Linked DNA regions of Mus musculus: region 2 is linked to region 1. Evidence: chromatin loops called from intact Hi-C (ENCODE). Cell type or tissue: gastrocnemius. All regions are shown on one strand. Each heading gives the region's core, and the rest is flanking DNA. Links, peaks and the distances in the headings are about the cores only.

The links. Hi-C counts contacts between places; a loop is a spot of excess contacts. Peaks named below come from ENCODE experiments on the same cell type or tissue, not always from the same donor. Only the 100,000 strongest peaks of a DNase experiment are listed, where the experiment ranks them.
Region 2: it touches region 1 in a loop (3-fold over the local background); 7 of 42 quality-filtered maps call a loop at or near these places.

Annotation. Positions count from the first base shown.
Region 1 is chr11:106,848,034-106,855,656 of GRCm38, reverse strand. Smurf2 (SMAD specific E3 ubiquitin protein ligase 2) reads left to right here. Exons shown (of 19, transcript NM_025481.3): 8 at 3,008-3,210; 9 at 5,825-5,909. Among named protein-coding and RNA genes, the nearest start is that of Cep95, 63 kb to the right of the region's middle. In gastrocnemius, for the core only: a CTCF peak has its summit at 4,038; no DNase peak of the experiment used is centred there.
Region 2 is chr11:107,040,499-107,048,121 of GRCm38, reverse strand. It overlaps Bptf (bromodomain PHD finger transcription factor), which reads left to right. Exons shown (of 28, transcript NM_176850.3): 24 at 779-1,122; 25 at 4,297-4,489; 26 at 5,363-5,447. Among named protein-coding and RNA genes, the nearest start is that of 1810010H24Rik, 18 kb to the right of the region's middle. In gastrocnemius, for the core only: a CTCF peak has its summit at 3,571 (motif pointing right); a DNase peak (open chromatin) is centred at 3,583; H3K27ac peaks cover 1,707 bases.

The DNA of each region.
Region 1 (7,623 bases), core at 1,059-6,058:
AGATCATGGCTAAGTAATGTATATGACCAAGAAAACCCGTATGGAAGGGGAGTTTCTGAGTGAATACTGAGGAGATGGTGGCCTTGCAAGGGAAAATCAGAAGTAGAAGTAGAAGTAGATCTTGGCAGGTGGTAGGTAGATAGATAGAGGCGCCCCCCCCCCCCCCCCCCCCCCCCGTCTTTGTGGTACTTCCTGTGTAGAGACATCAGGGTGCAAAGCAGTGCTTAAGAACTGAAAAGGAGTGCTTTTCAAGCAGCTGAAAATGAGGAAGGTGAGGGAGGGCTCTACCTCCTCGGTACTCCTGTTACAGTAAGGATAAAGCTGTAATGCCATCTCTGCTAGTGTTTTATTGGTTTCCCTGGTGATTCCCACACAGGCCTGGCACTCAGAATAAATTATTAAATGGTTTTCACTAGCTGTATCTGCTTTTGCTTATTGAGGATTGTTTAACTACTGAAATCAAGCTTGCTCGCTTTTCTCTTCCTCCCTCCCTCTGTCCCTTCCTCCCTCCCTCTGTCCCTTCCTCCCTCCCTCTGTCCCTTCCTCCCTCCATCCCTTCCTCCCTTCTCTCTGCTGTTGTCTTGCTCGCTGGCTCATGCTAGCCTAGAACGGAATATAGTCCAGCCTACCCTTAAACTCAAGATCCCCACTGTTTCATCCTCCCAAGTGCATGCTGCCACACCCAGCTTAGTACATTATGAATGTCTGATTAAAGCCTTGCCATTTTAAAACTTTTAAGCTATTACTTACAATTTCCCACTTCCCTTTCTTTCCTCCAAACCCTTCCATGTGCTACCCTTCTTTCAAATTTATCACCTTAAAAAATGTTGCTATCTATCTGTCTGTCTGTCTGTCTATATATCTATGCATATATATTTCTAAATAGAAAAATACGACCCACTCAGTCAATTGTGTGTATGTTTTTAGGACTGACTAATGGGTAATAGATAACAGCTGATGTGTTCTTCCCTAGGGAAGACTGTTTCTCCTGCTATTGGCATTTGTTAGTTGCCTCAAGTTCTTTGTTTAGGCTGAGGTGTCATGAACTATCTTATTATTTTTTTTAAAATGCTTAGTTCAAAGTTACATTTATTTCTGATACAAGCTGCCTAGGGTATCAGTTAAGCTGAAGAACCTATTTTTATTCTAGTAGCACATATGAATTTATACTCATAGCAGTGTTTAAGTGAAGCCTGCTTTCTTCTAATTCATCTTTAATTTCCACGTGTATGTAAAGCGTTTTTCCCCCTTAACACATGTTAGTTTGAAAATGAGTTTCTGGGTCTGGAGAGATGCTTTGATAGGTAAAAGCACTGGCTGCTCTAGCAGAGGACTCAGATGTGATTCCCAGCCACCTACATGGTGGCTCCTGATTGTCTGTGTTTCCAGTCTCAGAAAATCTGATGTCTTCTTCTGGCAAGGGCACTGAGCACTTACATGATACAGGCATGCTGACAGAATACCCACTTAAAAAAGAATACCTCTTAAAAAAGAGCTTTTAATTTAGATGTGATGGCTTACATGTCTAATCTCACTGCCCAGGAGGCTGAGCAGGAGAATTGCTATGATGTGAGACCCTGCCTCAAGGAAAGAAAGAAAATGAGTTTTTGGGTTGGAAATACAGCTCAGTGGTAGAGAACTTTCCTAGCCCCAGTGATGCCCTAGGTTTCCTACCTAGTGCTAACAAAGCAGGAACAAAACCAGTGAAAATGAACTCCATTACCTGTTGTTTTTGAAGGTTACTTTATAAAATAAAAATTCCTTGATGAGACAGATTAGCTTCCGTATTTGATAACATTTAAGGTACTTTTATTCCTTACATGTGAGTAACGGAGTGACATAGCTATTTATAATAGAGAATGAGCCACCTAAATGTCCTTCCTTCCAGGAATATTGTAGAGAACAATGAACAAAAACACAGGTATAGCTGGACATGGTGGCGCACGCCTTTAATCCCAGCACTCTGGAGGCAGAGGCAGGCGGATTTCTGAGTTCGAGGCCAGCCTGGTCTACAGAGTGAGTTCCAGGACAGCCAAGGCTATACAGAGAAACCCTGTCTCGGGAAAAAAAACAAAACAAAACAAAACAAAAAAACCACACAGGTATAAATAAATGAATAAATAAATACCAGACATAACTAATTGACTTAATGATTAGGATTCTGTCCAATGAAGTTAAAACTGAAAAAGTTATGTCCAGTATGCATATTTTATTACATGTAGCTTAACAATGAGGTATGCTATAAGAGTAGCCATTACTTACCCTCCTCATGGTAGTTGACTGGGAGTTGTAGCTTGCGGCTGTTACCTAATAGTTTGAAGATCTCTATACCATGTATATCACTCACTAACCCTAAAAAAGGTAAGCATTTAAAGTGCACTTTTGACTAGCTGCTATGGCTTCTGACTATTAAAAGGTCAAGAAATGACAAGTTGAGAGCTGGATCCACGTGGTGGCTCATGCCTGCAGTCCTGGCTCTCAGGAGGCTGAGGCAAATGGATTGCTATGAATCACAGCCAGCCTGATGTACAGAGTGAGGTCTTTTCCCCAAAAACAAAACCAACAAAACTTCTAAGTTATTCCATTATAAAGTTGGGAACTGTTTGCTATCAAATTGTAGGGTGAGTTGTGTACTCAGGAGCTGATGTTTAAGCATAAACTGTGTTTTGAGTGACAAAGAGCCATACCTAGAAAGAGGTGCTGTTTCCAAGGACTAAAGGTCACATGACTTGGGCAAATTAAATGTGTAGAGGAACACTTACCTGTCAGAAACCCTGTGAGAGGGAAAATGATGGAAATCAGGTCTAACTCCTTCTGCTTAGTGACCAAGTAGCACATATACAAGTATGTATGGATATTTAAAAAACTTAATTGAAATTGTGTCTCCTTTATTCATCTCATTTTCTTGCCTGATTTACTATATTCTCACCATAGTGTACATGTTGTCTAGAGACTCTGGTTTTGATGTCTAAATTGGTAACATTTTTCCCTTGTCACTTTCCAATAGACCGGCGTCAGAATATTCTAGTCCTGGCAGACCCCTCAGCTGCTTTGTGGATGAGAATACTCCAATTACTGGAACAAATGGTGCAACGTGTGGACATTCTTCAGACCCCAGACTAGCAGAGAGAAGAGTCAGGTCCCAGCGACATAGAAATTACATGAGCAGGACACACTTACACACTCCTCCAGACCTACCGGAAGGCTATGGTACGGTAACAGCAAAGGGAACACTCACCTTGCTTTAAGAACATCAGAGACCTAACTGTTTGGGTTTGTTTATTTGAGACAGGGTTTCTCTGTGTCACCTTGGCTCTCCTGGAGCTCTCTCTGTAGACCAGGTTGACCTCCAACTCAGAGATCTACCTGTTGCTGCCTTCTGAGTGCTGGGATTAAAGGTGTGAGCCTCCACTACCACTCAGCCAGAGAACTAACTTTTAAAAAAATTGTTATTGTTGTCTGTTTTGAGATGGGGTCTCATACAGCCCAGACTTACAGTGTAGGCAGACAGCCCTTGAACTCCTGAGTTCCTTTCTCTGCCCACTCATCACATACTGGGGTTATAAGTGTATACCACCACACTGTGCTTTAAAATGATAACGTCTGAAAGTTAATTAGGCCTGAGGATGCTAACACCATCAAGGCCTGTGTTCATCTGTGGAATGGTCATAGGAGAGACATACTACACTAGACAGTAGAGGGGTGCTAATCAGGGATTAGGAATTCTCTGTGAAAGTAAATCTCCAATTTTAAAAAGTCTGTAATGATTAGAAGTCTGTGTAACAGTTTGGCCATAATCACTTATGAACCTTAGCTTGTATGTTCCTTTATAATAAAATGTGATGGATGTGAATCACTTGGTTATTATAGGAAGCTTATGAAATGAAATGAGACTACTTTGCAAGCAGACACTATGCAAAGATATAGCAATGCTATTGTACAGGCTCATCTTTACTTTAGACTTCTAGTGAGACTTTGGAGACAGATACTGACTTCCTTTTCTGCCTAATACTATAGATGTTGTGATAGTGACGCCTAATGACCAAAATTGGGAATTACATTTTCTAAGTAATTTATTTTTACTGTAGAATTTATATAAAAACTATTTTACAAACAAATAATTATAGTTTTATTTTAAAATAAATTTTAGCATCTTATTCTGAAAAAAGTCTCATCTCACTCCTATATCCTATCATTTGACTTGCGTTGCAATGAGTGGTTCCAGCATGGGAAACAGACCTGGCTTTGCCTGATACCAATCGTATTATTTAACCCTGAGAGCCTAGGTTTCTTCAGTAAAATGAGAGGAGTAATAGTAACCATGTTGGTTTGTTGCAAGAAATGACAGAATCTCCAGTGAATGAAGTGTCTATGTTTGACATAAAAAGCAAGTTAGGGGGGGCTGGTGAGATGGCTCAGGGGGTAAGAGCACCCGACTGCTCTTCCAAAGGTCTGAAGTTCAAATCCCAGCAACCACATGGTGGCTCACAACCACCTGTAACAGAGATCTGATGCCTTCTTCTGGTGCGTCTGAAGACAGCTACAGTGTACTTACATATAATAAATAAATAAATCTTTAAAAAAAAAAGCAAGTTAGGAAAATATATCTGTTGTTACATTTATATTTTGGAGATAATTCTTATGGAGTTTATCAGCCAGGTTATTTGGAGTAAAGGTGAACTTTATTTTTACAGTGTATGTGATTTGAGTTCAGATATTCTTTTGTAAGAATAAAATGGAATAATAAAATAAAATAAGTAAAATAAAGTAGTTACCAAGGCTGAAATTATTGTAGCTGTTGTCAGTTTTGGGTTTTTTCTTAGTGTTTGGGATTGAAGGCAGGCAAATTAGTCAGTGAGTTTCTTCTGGTCCTCAAAGCTGTACTTAGGTGGGAGTTGTTCATTGACTTCCTTGCAGACTTCCTTCTTAGACACAGTGTGCTTTATTATCTCATACATTGGCATTTCCACTGTATTTTGTTAAAATGAGTTTCCATGCAGAAGACAACAACTGAAACGTAACAGTTGAAGAAGCTCCTTACTGTCTTCCCATGGCTTCTCTACACCTTCCAGGCTTGGAGCTCATATACTTTTTTCTCCCCACAGTGCACGGATTTCCATTGTGCTTTTAAAATGAGTTTTATGACTATGTGCTGTGTTTTGTTGACTTTAGAGTCTCTATTTTATACCCTAGATGGCCTGGAGTTTTCATAGGTAGCCCAGGGTAGACTTGGACTTGTTGTCACTGCCTCTGCCTCCTGCATGCTGAGATTGCAGGTTTGTGACACCTTGCTTGCAGTCCAGGAAGAATCTTGAAATATCTTTGTTAACAAAAGAGAAATCACAAATTTGCGTATAAAATTGCCATCATAAAAAAAAATCATTAGTCTAAAAGTGTTTTAAAATTTTTAAAAAGCTCTGTTAAAGCAATTTTTAAAGTGGCTAGCCTCTTCCTCTGAGTTGTCTTCTCGCTTTTGGGATAATGGCTGTACCTCATCACCATTTATAAAGTTGTTTCCAGAGAATGAACAAATGATTTATTTTGAGACAGGTCTCACTAAGTAGCCCTGATTGGCTTAGAACTCACTATGTAAACCAGGCTTGCCTCAAAACTCAGAAAACTCAGAGATCGGCTTGCCTCTGTCTTCTGAGTATTGGGATTTATCATACCTGTCTGAATATATAATTTCTGAAGCCTTTTTTTTGGGGGGGGGGGGTAAGAAAATAAACTGAGATTGGGAGATTTTTATCCTATTAGAGTATTACCCAGTGTAATAGTGTTTGATTGAATATGAAAAACTGAGTATGTCTTCTTTATTTTACAGAACAAAGGACAACGCAGCAGGGTCAGGTATATTTCTTACATACTCAGACTGGTGTGAGCACATGGCATGATCCACGAGTGCCTAGGTAAGAACATATCTTAAATATTATTGGTTTTACTTTTTGAGACTAGGTCTTACTATATAGTTCTGACTGGCCTGGACTTGTTATGTAGTCCACACTGCCCTCAAACTCATAAAGATCCACCTTCTGAGTGCTGGGGTTAAAGGTGTGAGCTACTGTTCTTGGCCCTTAAGTACTCTTCACACCAACCATGACTGTCCATTCCACCCAGGATTTTCTCACTTAAAAATTAACTTGCCGGGCGTGGTGGCGCACACCTTTAATCCCAGCACTCAGGGGGCAGAGGCAGGCAGATTTCTGAGTTCAAGGCTAGCCTGGTCTACAAAGTGAGTTCTAGGACAGCCAGGGCTACACGGAGAAACCCTGTCTCGAAAAACCAAAACCGAAAAGAAAAGAAAAGAAAAGAAAAGAAAAAGAGCAGTGGGGGTGGGGTGGGGGGAAGCAGTAGAAGCTGCACACCATCGCACACAGTGCAGTGCTAGCGCTTAACAGGCTGAGAAAGGGAAGGAGAGGAAGGAAGGATGGTGCATATGTCACTGCCATTTACCACCTTAGCTGCTGTTTGTTCTGAGATGTGGTCCTTGGTTTTCCTTATGATAGTCATGATCTCCTCTACTAAAGTGATTCCTCCTCAGCCTCCGGAGTGCCCACACTGTCCAGTGAGCTATTAGAATTTTGAGTACCTTTATGTTGCAAATAATGAAGTTTTCAGACATTAGCTGTTTTGAGTTATTTTCTAGTTTCTAGTCCTGTTCCTTTTAAATAAATTTTCCTTGATAACTCATCTTTGCCATATATACTAAGTACCAAGTAGTCTAGCCTGAAGCTAGAATTTTAATTGGAATTGACTCTGTGGTGTACAAGCACATTTATGTAATGAGGAGGTTTTATATATGATATACCAGTCATATCCAAAAAACAAGGCAAACCATTTGTGGGGAAGCAGGGAGAGCAAAGGATCTTCCAAAGCTCATATCCAGACCTCTTCTGTGTAGTTGAATCAAAAACAGATGGGACTGACTGGACTGGGGTTGCTTTGATACTCTGTCGCATAGCAGTACAAGTTTTATGTGGAGTAATGACATCTATATTTGAATAAGTCTTTAAATTAACAATGCCCTGTATTAGTTTTCTTTGTCTATATGCCTCAATTATCTTTAAAAGTTGTATTTTGTCTTTTGTTTTGGAGCATCATTTAGCAAATGTGTCTCTTTTATGGGAGGTTATATTTATTCCTTTTTATTTGTTCAAATCAGGCATTAAAAAGCCTAAATAAGTCTGCTGAGTCTCTTTAAAGACACCAGTAAAGAAGTACAGTGGGCTTCTTTAAAGAGCTTGTCTGTGGTGGATCTCTGAGTTCAAGGGCAGCCTGGTCTACAGAGTGAGTTCCAGGACAGCCAGGGCTATACAGAGAAACCCTGTCTCAAAAAGGAAAGAAAAAGAAAAAACGGAAAGAAAAGAAAAGAAAAAAAAAGAAAAGCCACCTGTTCCTTTTAAATAATTTTTCCTTGATAACTCATCTTTGCAATTGTATGCCTCTTTTATGTTTCTTTAAATCTGCAGTGGTAGAGTTCAAACGCAGGGCTTGTATATGCAAAGCATGCACTTTATTGTTTAGCTTTTATCTCCTGTTGTTCTTACATCATTTTTATACCACATAGTTTGTTTTTAAATTTTTATTCATTTTGTGTATATGAATTTTTTCCCTGCATGTATA
Region 2 (7,623 bases), core at 1,517-6,516, 190 kb before region 1:
CAGGGGTCCTCTAACCTGCCTCCCAAAGTGCTGGAATTACAGTTGTGTGCCACTACACCTGTCTTCTTTTGGTTATTTTAAGGGGAAATATCATTAACTCTACTCTAGAAAGTGTGTGTGTGTGTGTGTGTGTGTGTGTGTGTGTGTCCATGTCTGTCCTGGTGGTTCAGTCTCTGCCTCTCATCTCTGTAGGAATGCTGGAGTTACTGATTGGCTGCTACATCTGCCTGTATTCTGGGCATTGAACTCAGGCTTTTTCACAAGGACTTGTACTCATTGAATCATCTCACGAACCCAGGATTTCAACTTACAGCCAAAGCTGTATAAAGAAAATAGTGTCTTTTGGATGGATTGCTTGTTGGGGGTGGGGTGAGGGGTTGTTTTCAGATAGGGTCTCAAGTAGGCTCTGCTAGCCTAAAACTCATTGTATACAGAGGAAGACCTATAACTTCTGATCCTCCTGTTTCTCTCTCTTGAGTGCTGGGACTGCGAACCCAGTTAGAAAATAGCATATTTTGATGCCTGGGTCTCCTATCTTAAATCTAAACAAAGCATGATAAAGAAGGACAATTTATCTCTTTTTCTGTTCACTGCTGTTCAGAGCCAGGCAGATCTCTGAGTTCAAGGACAGCCAGGGCTGCACAGAGAAACCCTGTCTTGGAAAACAAAAAACAGACAAAAAGAACTATTTGGCAAGTGGAGGTAATGTCCAGTTCCTGTCCAAGTTGCCCCATCCTGTAACCCTGTTGATTATTTGTTTGTCTTCAATTGACCACAGGAAGAGCTGAAAAGAGACCTGAAAATGAAACGAGAGAGGGAGATGGCCCAGGCGGTACAGGCCAATGCTGCCTCAGTGCCCACACCCTCCGTGCCAGCCCCTGTGCCAGCGCCTGCACCGGCAGCCCCTCCAGCTCCTCCTCGTTCTCCGCCTCCCTCCACACACAGTCTGCCACCTGCAGGCCACCCCACAGCCCCACTGCCTGTCACTTCCCAGAAGAGGAAGCGGGAGGAAGAGAAGGACTCTAAGTCCAAGAAGAAGAAGATGATCTCTACCACCTCTAAGGAGGCCAAGAAGGACACCAGGCTATATTGCATCTGCAAGACACCGTACGATGAGTCCAAGTACGTGCCTGTCCCCCAGCTTTGTAGTTGAGCAAGCAGTTGGCAGCACTGGGAGAGGGCGGGCAGGTGTGAGGCTGGGCTCCACCAGGTGCTTGGCATCAGTGCAGTTAGGGGGCTGTTTCACAGGCGCTCGGGCTTGCTTGTCCTCAGCCATGTCCTTTTCTGTCAAAAACAAGCTTGCTGTGGCCTCTTTGCTTTCCAAAAGTTCTTTGTAGCCTCGCTCCTAATCTGCCAGCACTGCATTTTGCAGAGGCTGCTGTCCCAGCTCTCCCTGGCCAGATCTCAGAGTCTATCCTAAAATGGATGGTCCAAGGAGGCCTCATCAGGTCCCTGTAAAAAAAAAAAAAAAAAAAAAAAAAGAAAGAAAGAAAGAAAAAAATTGCAAGTTAGTATTGTTGTCTGTGTTTCCATGATATTTGTAATCAAAAGCAAAAAACAAAAGTATTCCTTTTATCCACTTTGTGAGTTTCGCAGTCAGAACATGATGAGCGTGGCAATTGGAAGCTGTTTTTGACAGTCATGACTTGTATTTGGTGACATGAATGAGATTTTTAGAGATGTTAGATGTTACTCCATAAATATACTTTCTTGTTTTTCTTCTTTATTTATTGTTTTGGGTTTTGTTTTGTTTTGTTTTTGTTGTTGTTATTTCTATTATTCAGTGATGTATTTAACTTCTGTCTAGAACATGCAGGTGTAGGACAGTGTTTGTAAGCTTCCAAGAATCACAGTATCATTTTACAGTACCCAGCAGTTTAACTGTACTTTTAAAACAGAGTTAGAAATCCTTACTGCCTGTGCATGTGGGTCTGTGGAGACCACTCCATGGGTCCTAAGTCACCATCAGTTTACAAATGTCAGTCAGAAGCTCTGGAAGCTCTGCTGGGAGACACACTCCCTGTTGAGCTCAGCAGGGTGTGGCCATCTTCACGTCCCAGCATGTGTCCCTCATTGGTGAATATCCATCATGTAAGGAGCGCTGCCCTGTAGTCTGTACAAATAAGTATGCCTCACTTTAAGTAAAATACTCAAGAGGATTACTGAGACACAGAACCCCACCACAGATGCGACTTTATATAAAGGTCAGCTTTGAGCTGACACAAACTTTGATGAAACCTTCTTGGGATCTTGGCATTGCTTAAAATGAGGCACACACACACATGTGCTCGTTCTGTTGACGCTGCCCATGGTTTCTGGCTAGTTCACTTCTTGTTTTTTTTTTTTTTTTTGGTTTTCCATTGACATTTCCACACAACAGGTTCATTCACCCCCTGTCATAGTGTTTGCTGACATCTCAGACCAGACCAGACCAGCCTGGTTTGAGCATTGTGTCACTAGCTTCTAATGAAAGTTATTAAAAATTGGAAACTTAGGTTCTGAAGTTCCTTCCAGCGCACATAACACCTTCAAGAGGCAACATTTAAAGTAACTCACCAGGTCCTCACCTGAGTAGGGGAGTATGGGCATCCCAGGTCAAAAGAAAGGCTCACTGGGAGGGGGCTGAGGCACCTCACTGTGTGTTACTCCCTCACAGTCATGAGGCGGGCATTCCTCAGGTTAACATAGCAGAGACAGCCTGGTCGAGGGCAGGGTACCAGTGATGGCAAGGCCAGCCTGGCTGCCTGTGAGTGATGCAGGCCTGCACAGCTCCCACCAGCAGGGACAGAGATGCTTTAGAGAGCTGCTGGTTTCCCCCAGACCCTTGTGTCAAAGCCTGGGCTCCTCCCCTCCCCTCCCCTCCCCAGGCTCTGTAAGCAGGAATGACTACATACATGGACCTCTCCTAGTTTCCTTCCTAGCACGTGTGACATTGTCCTCTCCACCTGGCTGGCCTGCATGTCCTGTCCTGTAACTTGTCCTTGGTGTTTGCACTCTGCTTTGTCTCCAATTTTAGTTTGTGAGATACATTTTCAAACCTATCTAAGAAATAGCCCTGGTATTGAAATGGCTTCTGTAGAGTAGGTTTGACAGATGTAAGTCTTTGATTCTTTGGCTTTGGTTTCTGTGCCTGTTACAGTTTCACACACATTCATTAAAAGGAAGCCATTTCCATCCGTATGTTTTTGTTTTTTTTCAAATTCCAGTATGTTTTAAGACCCATATTTCACTAAACAGTGTGTCTGCTGAAATGGATGTGAGTGACGATGTGTCCACCCTTGGTCAAGTGTCAGATGCTGTGTTTGCCACTGGTAGACTGGTGCATTCAAGGTGTTTAGCTGACTCATTGCAGAAATTATCCTGTAAGAAAGCAAATCAGGGTAGAGAAGACAGATTTACATACCATGCAGCTCAAAATGACAACTACAGTGTCATTTTCATTGTGAATGCTTTTAGGTTCTATATTGGCTGTGATCTTTGTACTAACTGGTATCATGGAGAATGTGTTGGCATCACAGAAAAGGAGGCTAAGAAAATGGATGTGTACATCTGTAATGATTGTAAGCGGGCACAAGAGGGCAGCAGTGAGGAATTGTACTGTATCTGCAGGACACCTTATGATGAGTCACAGTGAGTTGATAAGAGCGTCTGTTTGACAATTCAGGAAGCCGCATTGCTCGATTGGTCACTTACCTAAAAATGAAAAAGCAGGGCCTCTCTGCTGTGTCTATACACCTATGTTACAAAGCTTTTCCGGTTTCTCCTCTCTTCCCTCTTTCCCTCTCCTTCAAAATGTATGTTGCTTCCTAGTGAATGGTTGAGTTGCACTGGGGGAAATGGGGTTATAATGGTAGAATTGATTTTTCACTATGTCACAGAGTAATGTGAGGAAAACAGCCTGTGTGTCTGAAGCGGTGCTCTGTACAGCTCGATGCACCCTTTAGGAAGAGCTGGGGCTGTTGCTAACTCGCTGACTGAACACTCATTTGATTTGGGACTAGTTGAAAGATGTTTGGGGCCTTATTTTGAGCTTTAAAGTCAATCAAATGTTTCACACTTTTCTTCAGATTGGTTCCCCATTAGCACACAATACTTTTTAATATGTTTACAACTGTTCTTAACATCTAAAGTACTTGGTTAATAATGTCGCTCTCAAAAGTAGTAAAACAATAATAATGCTAAAATTACCTTATACCCCAGGGGTTAGCCTGTGTTCAGTTGCATGATGGGTAAAAGCAAAGTCTGAGCAGAAGCAGCCAGTCCTTTGGCCTCACATTTCCATTTTGGATCTTGCAGATTTTATATTGGCTGTGATCGGTGTCAGAATTGGTACCACGGGCGCTGTGTTGGCATCTTGCAAAGTGAGGCAGATCTCATTGATGAGTATGTCTGTCCACAGTGCCAGTCGACAGAGGACGCCATGACAGTGCTCACACCACTGACAGAGAAAGATTATGAGGGCTTGAAGAGGGTGCTGCGCTCCTTACAGGTGAGAGGCTGCTGACCGCTGCATCTGACGGTGAAGCTCAGCTGCCTCACTGTGGACGCAGGTTTGACCCTCCCATTCTCCAGTGAGCGTACTTGGCTGTCTCCCAGCCCCCAGAGGGAGGGGCTGGACAAAGGGCACCTCTGCACGTGCCGGTGACATGAAGTTTACTGAAAGTGCCACTTCCGCAGTTGCTCATCACACACTGACAGACAGGCGCCATCTCCACTGTTGCTTACCTGACACTGAAGAGTGCTCACCATTTGCTTTCCTTTCAGTTTATTTCTTGAAGAAAAGTATATCACGTAGGCATAGATGAGAAAGCCGTTTGATCAAGTCTGGTTATTTTCTCACTAGTGGGAAGATTGGGAGTAATGGAGATGGGTGTCAATATAGGACGTTATGTTAGCACACTTGGCTGTCTCCCACCTGCAATGAGATCTGATGCCCTCTTCTGGAGCGAGCGGGGCCGACCGGAAAGAGCAGAGATCCTAAATTCGATTCCCAACAACCACATGAAGGCTCACAACCATCTGTACAGCTACAGTGTACTCATATACATAAAATAAATAAAATAAAATAAAATATAAATAAATAATTTTTTTAAAAGAAAAAAGAAAGAAAATCTCTGACTATCACCCAAATCACCTTGTGTGGATAATTTCATTTCTCTAATGTAAAGCTCACTTGAATTTTCAAGGTTTGTTGATCCAGTGAGGCAACTGAATAATAGCAGTATATATATTATATTTAATATATACATACATACATGCATGCATACATACATACATATTTACACACACTGTGTGTTTCTGGTGTCTGTATATGTTTGTTAGTGTTTCTACTGACAGCCATGACACTTGCTCTCTGTTGTAGGCCCACAAGATGGCGTGGCCTTTCCTTGAACCGGTAGACCCCAATGATGCACCGGATTATTACGGTGTTATTAAAGAGCCAATGGGTAAGTGCTTGCACTAAATAGGAAGACGAGTTTCACAAGTCTTGGACATTGATCTCTCACCATGAAGCTGATGAGGGAGAGTATCTTGGACGTGCAGGCAACGGTGTAACTGTGTCAGTCAGTTGGGATGCTTACTTGATGTGTCTTTTGAAGCTGGGTTTCCTAGGTACTTAGTCCAGGCTGACTCGACCCTGGAGTGCACCTCCCAATGCTGAGGTTAGAGGAAGGCACCACCATCTGGGAATATCTATTAAATTTACATATGCATGCCTTTGAGCCAGCAGCTTAATGGGACAAGTGTATATTCCTCAACAGTGTTTATGGTGGCTAAACACTGGAAATGAACAAGCTGTCGGCCCAGGAGCCTCTGCGTCAGAATGTGTATGAGTAGAGACCTGTGCAGCTGTACAGACAGTGAGTGCAGTCAGTGAACCCAGCCTGATGCAATGGAGACCCTTCTTTCTCCAGGAGAGAAAACACTGGTAGAGCAGCTGTCCCTGAAGGTACCAAGAGTGGCAGCTACATGAGGTCATGTTTCAGAATACTGGAGAAGTTCCAAAACCAAAGCAAAAAGACTTCCAAACGTGTGGAGCAGTCCCTTCATAGCTGTTAGAAGAATTGTATTGTTAAAGTATTCTTAAAGAGGAGAGAACACAGAGAAGAAGGAAAGGAGGACTCGGTGAGATCCATCCCAGGGCTGAGAGGTGGAGTGCATTGTACACTTGAGACCCAGGATAGCCGCTGCGTTAGTCTCTTTGGATAATGATGACTTTGTGTGGTCTAGAAGTTGAATTTACTGGAGCTAGAGAGATTGCCCAACAGGTAGGACAGCTGAGGCTCTGCCCACAGAGCAGGCTTCAGTTCCCAGCACCCAGATACATGGTGGTTAGCATCATCTATACCAGAGGTCTGACTGACTCCTTTCTCACCACTGCCTCCTGCTCAGTACACATCCATGGGATTAAGAAATTGAGTGTTTCTTAATTTATTAGCCAACTTCAACTTTTTAAATTATTTTTGTCTCGCGGTGTTTGGCACACAGAGTTCATTCTGTAGTCCATCTTGGCTGTCATCCACCACTCCAGCAGTCCTCTTCCTCAGACCGAAGCATGCAGGCCTGGCAGGTGTGAGCCACTGCTCCTAGTTTTTTCAAAGAGCTAGGGTACTTTCCTGTGTCTTTCCCTTTGTTACCACAGGAACAATGTGCCTCCTCTGTAGACATGTCCAGGGCATACAGAGCTACAAGACACCATGGGAAAAAGTTAAAGTTACCCATTTATCTCTGGGCTTTAAACTATAAACATTATTTTCTAGTCATGCCCCACTCCCTATTGTTTTGAAATAGGGTCACACTCTGTAGTCTTGGATGCCCAGAACATATAATTCTCCTGCCTCAGCCTCTTGGGCACAGGCAATATTGGTATACACAATTCCCAGACAGTTGTATATTTGCTAAAAGTTCATAAATATGCATTAAATTGTCTCCATGGTGTGGACTAACTTTAAAATGGTGGGAGACAGAAGAAGGCAGATCTTTGAAGCTAGCCTGGTCTATAGAGTAAATTCTAGGATAGCCAGGGCTATACAGAGAAACCCTATCTGGAAAACAAACAAAACTGGTGGGTCGCTTTGAGGCAGGTAGCAGGGTGTTACTAAAGGCCATGACATGCTGCTGGTGGTGGTGGTGGTGGTGGTGGTGGTATTCATAACCCTGAATTGTAATTAACCTTAGTATGCATAGTGATTTGTGTTTGTTATTTTAGTCTACTTTCAAAGATAAAGACAATTTCTGCTGGGTATGGTGGTGCATCCCTTTAATCCCAGCATTTGGAACACAGGCAGGCAGATCTCTGGGAGTTGTAGGCCAGCCTGGTTTATTTTACTGAGTGAGTTTTAGGATAGCCAGAGCTATATAGAGAGACCTTGTCTCTCAAAACAACAACAAAACAAAACAACAAAAAAATACTTTTATATGCATAAAACCAATTGGCATAGTTTTCTTTACTGTAAAGCAGTTGAATAATGGATATTGTTCTGTGTGGTTAATTAAATATGAAAGAGCCTTCTTAGCAGCAGCCAGGATTACTGTCTTAGAACCCAAAACAGAACATTTCTCATGAATGGCAAGCTAGCCTCCAGACATGGAGAATCAGATTCAGAAAGATTCAACATAACA